2 separate regions of the Homo sapiens genome follow, and region 2 is linked to region 1. The links are chromatin contacts, found by Hi-C or POLR2A ChIA-PET in ENCODE. All regions are on one chromosome and are shown on one strand. The core of a region is the stretch at or near the end of the contact, and the rest is flanking DNA. Distances in the headings are between cores, read along the strand shown. Region 1 has its middle 94 kb from the start of SLC10A2. Region 2 has its middle 60 kb from the start of SLC10A2.

The links. Hi-C counts contacts between places; a loop is a spot of excess contacts on that map. ChIA-PET counts read pairs that join two places held with the same protein, here RNA polymerase II (POLR2A). Pooled maps may share reads with other maps.
Region 2: a loop to region 1 is called in a map with no recorded cell type, with 6 times the contacts of the local background. The contact joins two enhancer-like sites. A Hi-C loop is called at or near these places in 30 of 37 single-sample maps with no recorded cell type and 6 of 50 pooled maps. POLR2A ChIA-PET finds 5 or more read pairs at or near these places in 2 of 52 experiments (GM12878 and OCI-LY7).

What each region holds. Positions count from the first base shown.
Region 1 is chr13:102,969,277-102,976,004 of GRCh38, reverse strand. No RefSeq gene overlaps it. Among named protein-coding and RNA genes, the nearest start is that of SLC10A2, 94 kb to the left of the region's middle. RefSeq lists an enhancer at 5,102-5,301. Within about 2 kb of position 5,329, at least 3 of the 41 ENCODE cell types and tissues checked have a DNase peak (open chromatin) inside an H3K27ac peak, as active enhancers do; they include GM12878 and OCI-LY7, where a contact is called at or near this core.
Region 2 is chr13:103,002,809-103,009,766 of GRCh38, reverse strand. No RefSeq gene overlaps it. Among named protein-coding and RNA genes, the nearest start is that of SLC10A2, 60 kb to the left of the region's middle. Within about 2 kb of position 2,671, at least 3 of the 41 ENCODE cell types and tissues checked have a DNase peak (open chromatin) inside an H3K27ac peak, as active enhancers do; they include GM12878 and OCI-LY7, where a contact is called at or near this core.

The sequences.
Region 1 (6,728 bases), core at 4,080-6,579:
ATATGGATACAAAGTAACAAAATCTACTGTCCAAGCTTGGGTGCACTTGACGAAACTCTAGCTGCTGACCAGGAGCTCCATTGCCTGCTGACTAGAGAAGCTTGGAGACCACCTCCACCTGGGGGACTCGCAGTACCCCACCCTTCTTCTTAAAGGGCACTGTTCCAGATACTGTCCAGCTGCAAAGAAAAATTGTTGGCCTCATTTTTCTCATTTATTTTTAATTTCCTTTATTTTCTGTAAACTTTTGTAAACCTTCTTCAATCCTTCTGCCTCTAGGTGTGAAACACATGAATATCAAGCATAGCTCTTGCCTACATAGATCACAACATTTCGGAGAATTGGGAAAATAAGAACCACATAGATATAATACAAAATATGATGTAGTAAGTACCATGAAATAGCTACGAAGTGTATTAAGGTTTTAAAAAAGAAAGAAATCACTTCCATTAAGGCAGGTATAAGACAAAGACCTAACAGTGGATAGGATTAAAATTGTGTCGTCTTGAGGTTACAGAATCAGGTTACATACATGGCAGAAATGTTGAGGGGGAGGGACAGGCAGTCCAGGTGGGAACAGCATAAATAAAATTATGGGGGTTAGAAAATGGAGAGCACAATTGAAATAAAATAGTCATTCTAACTAGCAGAATGACTATTTAGCAGTAAGACATGGCCTGTCTAAAAGGGTAGATTTCTTATTTGCTTAATGTATCCAGGGAGATCAAGTTACGAAAGAAAAATGTATATATTCACAGCATGTGTGCATATGTGAGTGTACCTATGATTTTATTGAAAAGGTACATGATTATTAAATACTCATTTACAAAATGCACAGATTTAACAGCCTCCTACCACACACATTTCTACAATGTTTTCTTTCTGCTCAGATAAAGAGAAAATCAGCCAGGAGCTCCAAAGAGACCTACTCTATCAAAGATCCAAATTCCACGTGTGAGAACCAGGAAACGAAAGAGTCTCAGATCCACACTCCTGTAACATTTTATAAGGGCATGTTTGGCAGCTCTGATCTGAGGCTCACGCAGCCTGACTCAGATCAAGCTGCATTTGCGAATCCAGTGCTGGAGGGAAGGGGAGTTTGGGAGAAGCAATTACTGGGTTGCATCGGAGACACCATTGTATCTCCTGCATTCGGTGACAGAGTCTCACTTTTCTCCACTGTAAGTCTCAGTCAGTTTGATTGATGCACAGAACTGTTCCTCTCCCTCCTCCCTGGGGAGGGAGGGGAAGATGAAGTGCAGTATTGCAGAGAGAAAAGTGGTTTTATACACATCATCTTAATTCTCAATGATGGAGAAAGAAGAAAAAGAACAGGAATTCTAAGTAGCAGAGAAAGGTTCAAGGTTAATTTGATTGGCAATATATGAAATGCCACTTACCTCAGGCCATTTGAAATTGCCCCTCCTTCTCTCCACAATGAATGAAATGATTCTTTCCAAAGACAGGGGGATCAACTGATAATGGCTGCTATTACATATTCATATACCACTTTGCATTCTGCAGCTTACTTGGCAGGAATTCTTACAAGTCTCTGTTCGCAGATGCCCTGTCAGGGAGGTGAGGCTGGAATTCAGTGAGCTGTCACAGGCACTTTTCAGTGGACAGAAGGACAGAGACGGGATAGTAGGTGGGGGGTGCCTGGAAGAGACCACACCTGAGGTGCACAGGTGATCTGTGCCTCCACCTTGCCTTCGTTGCTCACCCCACTCAGTCCATACTGGGGGGCTTGCTTTCCAAAGACAGGTACTTTATTTAAGAACATGCTTTGTAACCGATCGTCTTAACAACAGGTACGTCTCAGTACTAGCATGAGGCTGAAAAAAATTATTTTGTGCTTTAAGAAAAAAATGTGGTACCACCACAAAGAAGATGAGGAAAAGAATATAAAAATAATAATAATGTGGAATAATTATCTTTCTATGTTAAGGATGATTTCCTCATCCTAGAGAAAGTAAGGAGAGGTTTTTATTTTAAGGAATTTTTAAAAAGAAAAAGAGGAAAAATTATGAGTTTTTAAGAGTTTTGAGTTTCTGAGTTGTGATGCAACTAACTCACACTTCTTGGAGCATAATCCTAACGAGATGAGGGTAAAATCCATTCAACCAATACTCATTCTCTAACATGCACAAGGAAGAAGGCTGGCAAGTTTTATTCCCATACAAGCCAGTTTAGGTCACAAAACAAAAGACACAGCCAGACACAGGGTTCCTAAATACAGCTGGAGGGAAGTTGGAAAGAAAATATGGATGGATGGCTGAGTGCATGTTCACTGTATCTTGGAAAAAGAACACAAAGCCCAAGGAATCATTAGCTTCATGTTTTTAACTCTCTCTCTCTCTCTGTCTCTCTGTCTCTCCGTCTCTCTCTCTCTCTCTCTTTCTCCTCCCTCTCTCTCCCAGTTATCTTGTGACATGACCAATTGCTGAGTTGCTATTCATTATTAACTGTTTTCCTTCAAGGTCAGTGATTGCCCTGAGTGTGATGACAGTGCTCAAGGTAACGCACGATTCAGATCAACCTTGAAATGTTGACCCATCATAAGTTCAGTGTAATTAAAAGGTGTGCCTATGCCCATGCCCGCTGTTTGAAACCTAATGTCTCTGCACTTACCCAGAATATCTGTCTGTGGATTTTCTTCATGGGCAGTTTTTACAAAGCACTAAAAATCTGCATGAAATTAATGACTGCAAATTAGCTTGAGCAAATTTCTTAAATTAACTCAGTAACAGTTCTGATTTAAATTTAGGAAGAAAGGGGCTTTTTATTTATTTACAGCCAAAGAATATAAGGTAAATTCAAATAATTTAAGATCAAACTACTGCCCTGTTTGTGAAGTCTGGGGTTTGACATGCAGCGGTGGGTTTTGAAGAATGGTTCCTTCGAGTTATTCTGACCACAGCTGTTTTCAGTGCAATTGATTTTTATTACTAATGGGATTGGTGCTCCTCAACATACAATGCAGAGAGAGAGAAAACACGATAGCGAGAGGGTGGAGGAGAGAGAAAGACATTTCCACTGAAACTACTCTAGGACAGTCTTACCACTCCCCTCTAAACCTCACTCCAGGACGCCAGGATGCATGTTGGCAATTTATGTCTCACAGGGCACTCAAGTCCATCATTTCAGAGACAAGAAGCAAAATCCTTACTCTAAGAGAATAGTTGATTCCTCCAAGTTTAGCAGGAAACCAAACTGAAACGGTTGAACTTGAACAAGGAAACATGCTTAAGAACCAGGAATATGTCTGGATAAACTAACTGCATTTCAATAAACACCTTTCTTGGGGTTTATTCTTTAACATAATCAGAGCATCTAAAATATCTCTGTCACCCTGAATGGCAAAACTAAAAGTAAATGACCAAATAGATGTATGTTATGAAAGAAAAGCTTACCCAAAAATGTGGAACCAACCTAAATGCCCATCGACTAATGAGTGTATAAAGAAAATGTGGTATATACACACCACAGAATACTACTCAGCCTTTAAAAGGAATGAAATAATGTCTTTTGCAGCAACTCAGATGGAGCTGGAGGCCATTATTCTAAGTGAAGTAACACAGGAATGGAAAACCAAAACCATATGTTCTCACTTAGCTCTCACAAGTGGGAGCTAAGCTATGAGTATGCAGAGACAAACAGAGTGATATTATGGACTTTAGAGACTCAGAAAGGAGAGGATGGGAGGAGGGCTAGGGATAAAAACTACACATTAGGTACAATGTACACTACTCAAGTGATGAGTGCACTAAAATCTCAGATTTCACCGTTATATAATTCATCCATATAACAAAAAAACACACGGACCCCAAAAGCTATTGAAATAAAACAACAAAAAGAAAAAAAAGAAAAGCTTGCCCAGGTAGTGACTAAGATGGTCTGCAACTTTTTCCATCAGAGCTTGGAGACAACGAAGGAAGCAGAGTAACACTGATCAAATCATTCCATAATCTCCAATGCATGAGCTCAGTTCCAACAATACTGTGACCTTCCGGGCTATTCTCCAAACTTTAAAATACTGCTACTCATCTACAAATGGAGATTCTAATACATACCTTCCAGGATTGTTGTGAGGATTAAATGAACGTGAAGCTTAGCACCAGGGCTGGCAGGCAAGAAAGGCTCAATGGATAAATGTTGCTGTTATTACTGTCGCATCTGTAATTTTTTTACTCTTTAGTACTTAGCAATAAATTGATTTTATGGTAAACATGTATATTTGGCCACAATCATTTTCTTCCATGCATCCAAAGCATACAAAAATTTATTATTTGGCAAAAAGTAAATAAATAAAGCTTTTATTTATTTATTTATTTTGAGATGGAGTCTCGCTCTGTCTCCCAGGCTGGAGGGTAGTGGCGTAATCTTCACTCACTGCAACCTCCCACTCCAGGGTTCAAGCGATTCTCCTGCTTCAGCCTCCTGAGAAGCTGGGATTACAGGCGCCCACCACCATGCCCAGCTAATTTTTGTGTTTTTAGTGGAGACGATTTCACCATGTTGGCCAGGCTGGTCTCAAACTCCTGACCTTGGGTGATCCGCCTGCCTCAGCCTCCCAAAGTGCTGGGATTACAGATGTGAGCCACCACACCCAGGCAAAATAAATCTTTTAATTCAGTGACTCTAAATAAGACCTCTCTCAAAGAGTATATGTTGAATGCCTCCTGCAATCCAGGCACTGTGCTAGGCTGAAAGATTAAAATCCCAGGTGATCCGGCCAGGCGCAGTGGCTCATGCCTGTAATCCTAGCACTTTGGGAGGCCGAGGCGGGTGGATCACCTGAGGTCAGGAGATCGAGACCAGCCTGGCCAACATGATGAAACCCTTTCTCTACTAAAAATACAAAAACTAGCTGGGGGTGGTGGGCGCCTGTAATCCCAGCTACTCGGGAGGCTGAGGTAGCAGAATCACTTGAAGCTGGGAGGCGGAAGTTGCAATGACCCGAGATTGCGCCATTGCACTCCAGCCATTTGGTACTGAGTCCAGCCATTGCACTCAGTACCAAAAAAAAAAAAAAAAAAAAAAAAAAAAAAATCCCAGGTTATCCAAGTCAGCATCAGTTGATGCAAGTTTTTCTGTGGCAATAGAAGGATGAATATTGAGTGATTCCACTTATGTGGGGGATCTGAAATAGTCAAACTCATAGAAACAGAAAGTAAAATGGCAGTTGCCAGAAACTACAAGAAAGGGAAACAGAGAGTTACTGTTCCACAAGTGTAAAGTTCCCACAGTTACAAAGGTGAACACCTGCTGCTCAGCAAGTATAAGCTCTAGAGATCTGCTACGCAATATTTCACCTATGTGTCAAGTGGGTCCATCTCATGTTAAGTGCTCTTTCTCACCAAGATGAAATAAGTAAATTGCTCTTAAAGATGACCTGTGGCTAAGGATGTTCTGAGACTGAAGAACAAGCAGCCTAGGCGAAGTCAACTCACAACTTCAGAGGCCTTGCCAGTCCAACTCTAGACAAAAATAAAAAAGTAAATAAATGAAGCTTTCAATTTAGCAAGACTAAGAAGGTCTCTCTCAAAATGATACAGGTGTACTCCAAGTAAATGTAGGCCAAACAGGAATGTAATAAGTCAATCACGGAGAACCTATCAGCAACTGAAAGTCAAGAAGATAAAAATATAAATTCACATAATGGAAAGAGAGCGTCAGGCAACACTAAGCAATTAGGACTGATGGTTATTCTATTGCCAAAGATCTCAAAAGATAAAAGCATGGTCTAGTCCTCGGTTTCCTCACAGAGGCCCAGATCTACTCACTTTTTTTCACCCATGCTGCTCCCAGTGTCTTTCAAAGCACGTTTGGCTCAAACATATACACATTTGCAAGCTTGCCAAGGCCTTCGAGTACACATGGATGTTCTAAATGATAAACCAGTGCCAGTATTAGCTTTAACTAACACTGAACGCTTTGGGAAAAGTAATGCATGACTAGCTTATGTGGTCTTTAATACTGTTTATTGTCTGCCCCTTTTTGACATCATTCCCTAAAAGAGCCCAATTTAATTCACAACAAAAAGTTGCTATGTGCCATACCAGGTTCTCCTTATAATTATTCATAACATTTTAGGATAATTTTTATGGCTTTTATGACTGCACTAGCCTTCTCAACCTCTCACTTTTACATTTTGAACATTGGCACAAATTTTAAATCTATTGAACCACCCATGGCTTCCCACAGCATTGCATTATAAGCATTATATTTTCGCTCTCTATCTTCCTTGTTTGAATCATCATTTGAATACATAGTATACATTTTTAAATTTCATCCTTTATCTGCATTATCGCTAACTTTTCATTTAGATCCTGCTTTTGTAAGTACTCAAAAAAATCCATAGTGCTATCACAGCAGGTGCTATTTATGAAATGTAAACATTACCAACAATGCAAAAATGAAATTTAATTGTGAGTTGTATGATTTTGTAAGTACCAGGCCAAAAGCTAGACACTTTACATGTATTATCTCATTTAATCTTTAGTAAAATCTTAAGAGACTCCAGTATCATCATCACACCCACTTTACAGAAGATAAACTGAGCTGGAAGACAGTAAGTAATCTGACAAGGTCACATAGCAAAGAGGAGACAAAACTCAGAATCCATCTGTCTAGCTCCAAAACCTAGACTCTTAAGCATTGCACCATGTGCAGAAAACATTATGTGCTCTTTTGTGCTTGCGCTTTTGTTCAAAATACTTTTCAAT
Region 2 (6,958 bases), core at 1,422-3,921, 36 kb before region 1:
TATACACTGTGACTACAAAGATGTAATCTCAAGCTGGTGTACCAACCTTGGAATGTAACTGGTTGCTAAGAAATGAAAATGAAAACCATGTGTGTGTGTGATCTAAGGCCATTAATGGACATATAAATTAATTCCCTTCTTTCATTTGATTCCAGGCATTTTACTTACCTTACATCATCTGAGTTTCTCAATAATTCCTGTGCCACCATGTAAGAAGTTACATGTGTTTGTGACTCCTGGACAACTATAGTGATATGCTCCATCCTTGATTATCTTATTATTTTCATTTAAGCTAACCCAATCCAAAATTGGTAAAGGATGCAAAGTGCTCTCCATAATATTCTTATCCAAAAGAATATAAAGAAAGAGAACAAAATTAAGGAAGTTCATTTGATAAGAATAACTGATAAAACTATAACTATGGAGCTTCACGTAATAAGAGCTGAAACATCCTCTAACATAAATAACTTCAGAGAGTAGTCATAGACTCAGGCTCCTGCCCTCCATCCACAGCTCTGACCTAATGTTATCCTGCTTTCTTGGTTGTGATACTGTAATCATACATTAAAGCCTGTGACAAGTCACTGAATTCTTAATATATCTCAGAAGTTGAGAAAAACTAGTTATTATGAAGACTCTGTCATTAACAACATCCTTAACATCCTTAATGTTATGAGACATCCTTAATGAATGAGACAATGAATGAGGAAAGTCATAATCTGAGTAAAATACCCCGTACTATTTATACCACGTTAGTTGTTACAACTCCCTCTCCTCCTGTTCTATTTTAACCTATAAGTCTCATTATCAATTAAACCACTTAATGGATAACTTAGCATATTGTGACTTGCTATAACTTAGTGTTTTGTAAAGCCATTTACTGTCCTTTGCTCTTCTATGACATTGCTGATGGCATTTCATCAAAATAGTTCTTCTAGCAAACCTAAAAAGTATAGCCAAATCACTTTTTAAGAATGTTATATTTAAGATTATAATTTTTGAAATGACAGAATTTGTTACTTAAAGAGAAGAAAGAAAAGAAAAGGTATATTTTCTTTCTTTACAGCTGTTTTGGGGTGACATCGACAAGAACCACTTTTAAATGACTGCTGTGGAGTCATGTGGTCCATCCTTCATTTCTTCCACAATCGCTTGAGTGCTTGCTCTGTGTAAGACACCATGACAGATGGCTCCTTAGCTCCTGCTTTCAAATATTTTATAACCTACTCAGGAGACAGACAGACAGGCAGTAAAATATATCATGGTTGGTACCACGGCGAGATTAACAAGTGTAATGGAGGCATAAAAGAAGATACCTCAGTCCACTCCAGGAGGTTAAAATGCAATTAATAGAAGTCAAGCTTGAGATAACATTGAAGGATGAGTAGTTTTCTATTCTCATTAGCAGGGAAAAAGCACGTTGAAGAGAATGGTATGTGCAAATGGACAAAAGTGTAGATATGGAGAAATGCTCGTGTGTTTAGGGACTACAAGGACTTAAGTGCTGAAGGAGAGAAAAGTACAAGTGGCCAAAGATGAAGAGAGACACAGGGGCAGGGCCAGATGATGAAGATCCTTGTTTTCCTTGCAGAGGAATTTGGACTTGATTCTGTAGGCTAAGGAATTGGAAACCGAGGTGGATTGTTACCATATTTGCTTGTGAGGAACTGAGAGACAAGCCTAACAAAAATTGCCCCTAAATTATCAGAGCATGCAGACATAGTTTTTCTCCACAGAGATGCCTGGTAACCATAACTTCAATAGCCATATTGTCAGCACAGTCACCTTAACTAAAAACACTGGGCCAAACAACCTGAGGAAAAATCTATCCCAATATTACTCTAATATTATTAGCACTGGACATCTGTAGGGTATATAAAAGAATAAAGGAAATATTTTTGTTTGAGCAATTATGAAATAATCGAAGTTTCTGGGATACGCATTGCATATAGATGTGGCTTCTCTTTCTAGTGTGCCAGTTTTGCCTAAAATTGGGTAACAAAAGTAAGCATGTAGATATTTTTCAAAATGGATGAGGTATTTTAAGTTTTTTTTTAAATGTGACTTCTCAACATGGCATTTTAACCTGCTATTCAAACTTTTCTTCCAAATATTCACCCTTCACCCACTCGAAACAAAGTCATTCTTCTGTACAGTTATGAGTACGCCAATGGAAAGGTCTGACAATCAGTGCCCCATAAATTATGTGTGGAGAAGGATAATCCCCTTAGGAGGAAACATGGTCCAGGGGCACATACATATTTTGTAATTTGCTATAATTCAACGTTAGACTGTATATAAGTTAACACCAAACGTTTAAAGGCAGAAATGGTAGCACACTGGATTTTCTCCTCTACTGCACAGCCTCTTTCAACAGTCCTGTGTATTTCACAAGGTTATTTTAAGGATTAAATGAGGAAATGAAAGTACTTTGTAAACTGTAAAGTCCTAACCTGATGTAATGTTTCATTAACTAATGAATTTACAAATGACTAGGACAAGGTGCCTTTTGAACGAATGTTTTCGTTCTTCCATTAATTAGAAAAGGTCTAGTGTGGTCTACCAAGCAAAAGCAAGGGCTGTGGCATTCCCTGATGCCATGGCACAGATGTACACAATTCCAATAGTCTACATCAGACAGTAGCAATCAGGCTGCGTGTACAGACCCATCTGGTTCTCATATCGTCTGAACGAGGTGCTGAAGTGGAGGATTTTTACTTCACTGAATCTGAACAAATCCTCTTGAGCTTTCGCCAGATGATTAAAGATGGTGCAAATTGTCCTCAGCCTGGTCCCCATTCTTTGATGTCCTCTGTCAGCAAACCATAAGGCATCACCTAAGACAAAAGCTCACGTGGGGCATGTCGGAACAGTAAACCCAGAGTTCGCGAGTGATTTTTCTCAATTGCCACTGGTCCATTCAACTGAGTTTTACTTGAGACATTCGGAGGTGAACCAAACATAAACCAGACCTACCCAGTTTGTAATGTTCTCAGCTGTGTGTTTGTGGGAAATATATTTCTTGGAGGCTTGCCACTTCTTTGTTGAATGCCATGGCTGGAGTTTCTGCTTAATAGTGGTGGTGGGAAGGGGGCTGCTGGTGACAGAAATGCTAAGGCCAAACAGAGAAGCCTAGCTAAGAAAAACAAACTTTCTCTCAAGGAGACGCAAAATTAACTCCATGTGTTAAAAGAGGAAAGTTATTATTTAGCTGGGCGTCTTATGTCAAATGCAAAATATTTGATTTTAACCTCCTTCTAAGACCATGGCATGTTCTTATTAATAGATGGTACTATGGGAGTAGAAAAGATTTTTAAAAAAGTGGTGATAAATGATGCTTGAAGTAGGAGACACACTGACATTTTTTAAAGGATTAATCTCAGTTTTTGGGTATCTAGTTTTTTTTTTACCAGGGTTATCCAAACTGAATCCAGGGATGTAAAAATATATTCTTACACTGACCCTGAAATCTATCGGATCACCATAGTACATGTGCCACAACCTAGCACACATGGGGGAAAAAAATGAAACTTTCCTTATTTATTTTATTTTTAGTATAATTTCCAATAAAAGATGAATCCCAGCCAGTAGCTGAGGGGGCCAATGTGGTTCTTATAAGTACAAAATATGGTTGGGGCATCTAATGATGTTGAAAACGTTCCTTGTATTTTAGTTATACTGCGTCAAGATTGAGGTCATGAAATCCAATTGTTGGAAACAATATATCCTGCAATTTAACTAAATTGAAGATGATGCCAACCATCTGGGGATTTGTCCAAACTGAGCTCTTGCCTTGGAATGACACGCACATATGAGCAGTTCTGGGACTTGGTTTCACACAATGGTTTCTTGACATTATTTTGGACATATGAACTAAATTGGGGATCTTTCTTAATTCATATATCTTATTTGTACTGGTTTTCAAATATATCTTTTGTCTGGTCTTGATCAAGATGAATATTTGTGGTCATACTATGACTGCCTTAAAACCCTGTTCTCGTGTTAAGTGTACACAGCTAGTATGATATCAATATTCAACTGAGGTTTTCACACGGCTGATAGGTTGAGATTAAACTTCTCAAGAAGTGAGTGTTGGTGTTTATGTTTGGTCTAAACAAATTGGCAGCCTAAGAGAACATGGAGATTCCTTAATCTGCATGCTCAGTAAGACCATATCTGCCTCAAAGATGCTCTTAATCAGGTTTTACTATTATTATTGTTATTGAACATAGAATGTTTAAGATTTTGAGGACATTCTATTTTACAAAGCAGTGCACACATATTTAATGCTTACAAAAGTTCTGTAAATGGATGTTATCTTCATATTACAGAGAAAAATACTGGAGCTCATGGAGGTGATGTGACTTCTCTAATAATACACAATAAATAACAAAAGTGGGATTAAAACCCAGATTTTCTGATTCCTCTGTCAGGATTTTCCTACCACACCCATCTTTCTCTTTTTATAGAAGCATGTGTCATTTTTCTGCAGGTTACAGAAGTACTGGAATACAGGAATGGACTTTAAAACTGAAATTTCTATGAAGGCCTTTAATTGCATGAGGTTATTGCTGCAAAGCAGTTGCTGGCCCTGGTCTTTCTCATCACTCAGTTCGCTTTTATTTTGGCTGCTTGCCACTGACAAGACCATCTTATCCCTTTCTTATCATTGTCAGAAGGCCCTGGCCTGGGAAGGGCAGACCAGGGGCACAGAGAGAGAAGTGTTGCTATTTGGGGCCCATAGATTTTTACTCCATCACTTATGTTGCTTCCCACACATTTCATCCCATAGGCATTTAATATTATACATTCCTCCCTGGAAAGAAAATAAGTTGATTGATTTGCACACATGCTCATTAATCCAAAACACGAAGTCCAAACTGAACAATAATTTGCCCGCTTATCAAGTTATGATCTGTTAGACTAAAGATCATTGACCAACATGACTCATACAGTAAGAATCCCTTTAGCACATCGTGTCATAAGGAAAGGTGAAGAAAATGATGCTTCCTGTCATTTTATACACTTATCTCTCTAAGAACAGAGATAAATAAAGAGGTATAAGGAGAGCAAGCATCCACTCCCAAATGCTTCACCTACTTCTGCCCCTTCAAGACTTTCTGCAGGTTGGTAACTTCCAAGCACTCTTCAATCAGTATTAGCAGGAGAAGTAAGAATGAATCCCATTGAATCAGAAGCCTTCAGACCCAAGATCTTCTGAGACCAGTTCACAGTGGGCAGAAAAAGCCAAGTAAATGTCCCTCACAGAAGCTCAGACACTCGCAAGACACAGAAATGCTACCAGTCACCTGCATCCTCTTAATATCCAGCAACTGTAGCTCTAGAACTTCTTCTTATGCAGGGAATCTCAGACAATTAAAGAACAGAAACAGACAAATCCATACATGTGTGCTTAGGCAATATTTAAACTTGTTCTTGACACCTGTCTTGAAGTAAACTTTCTCCACGTGGCCACCTATAAATTCTATAGCAGGCTCATGACCCTACAGGAAATTTACACACCTTATAATAGATGCCTTAGAAAATATCAACCACGGTACTAGAGAAATGTTGACCACTATATATTAATAACTGAGTCCTTTGGAAAATATGAAGTCTACTCCATGATCAACTGTTTTGGCTACATTTGATACAATGTTCTTTCTTCAGTGTATATCAGCACTTAGGTCTATTCATATTCTTCACCCCAAGGATTTTGGCAGGCTGTTGAACAAAGTGTCCATTTGATACTTAACAACCCTCTTATCTCAGGTTTGGTAATTCAGTTTTAAACATCTGCACTATTTCCACATTCACTTTATATCTGCCCATAAACCATAATGAGAAAAAAGCCTGGCCTTAGAAATTCACAAATGCACTAAGCTGGAACACAGTAGTTGCTCAATAAATAATTGTTGACTGAAAATAAAATGTGCTTATCAGGCAGGATTTAGATCCTAGGGATGATAGAAAAGAAGCATGGAAAAGCCTCTCACTCTCAACTATCCCAAGCGGTATTTAGGGATCTCCATTCTGCAGGACAGAAAAGAACTGCCAAACATAGGCTGAGCTGAGACAGATGTTTCTGCAAGAACACTCAGCAGACAATGTTTGCCTTCACTTCAGAATTTCCCATTTTTGTTCTGTCTTCTCAGTAAGGCAGGTCTTTCTGGGAAATATTTATGAAATCTTTTCTTGAATCAGAGGTCTCCTTCCGTTATTTGCTTTCCTAACAGAAAGTGTACCCAAGGGAACACTCATATTTTTTTTCTGTCAAAAGACTGGGAAAGTACATACCCTTTATTAAAAAGAAAAAAGAAATCTCATTTAGGGTGAAGGTTGAGCAGGCAGGCTGGGTGTTCCCGCCACCTCACCAAGAATTATCCTTGTTATTCTTTCCCTTTTTCTTTTTGAGCTTAAAGTTCTATGATATTATGAGAAACAACAAAAGGCTTTTACATAAATCATCTAAGTGCGAAGGTGGCAGACGTGCTGAGGAGGACAGACTTCGGGGCTTTGGCTCTCCAGCTTCAACAGAAGGAAGACTTTGTTAACTTTTCAGCAAGGATCCTCCTGTAAGTCCTTGTCCTCACCAAAGCATTCTTCTCCAGAACAAACTTAATTATGTAGCACAATTTAGACCCTCGATTCATTCCAAAACCAGGGCAAAAATCACACTCTGTGCATACCTGCATGTACTATTTACTCAAATATGTTTTAGGGTATTGTCAAATGTTCCTTCTGGAACCTAGACAAAAAGGTTCTAGCCCAAGATGGGGTCTCAGAAGCTAGCCCTGTATGTGCAAAGAGAAAGGGAAGAAATAAATCTGGATAAGATGGCCTCAGAAAGTAAGAAATTGTTCAAATACGTCAAATCCATAAGGAAGGGATTAAGACAACATTTATAGGTTTTACTAATGCTTCTTCATGGCCTAGAAAAGTACCTGGTACATAAGAT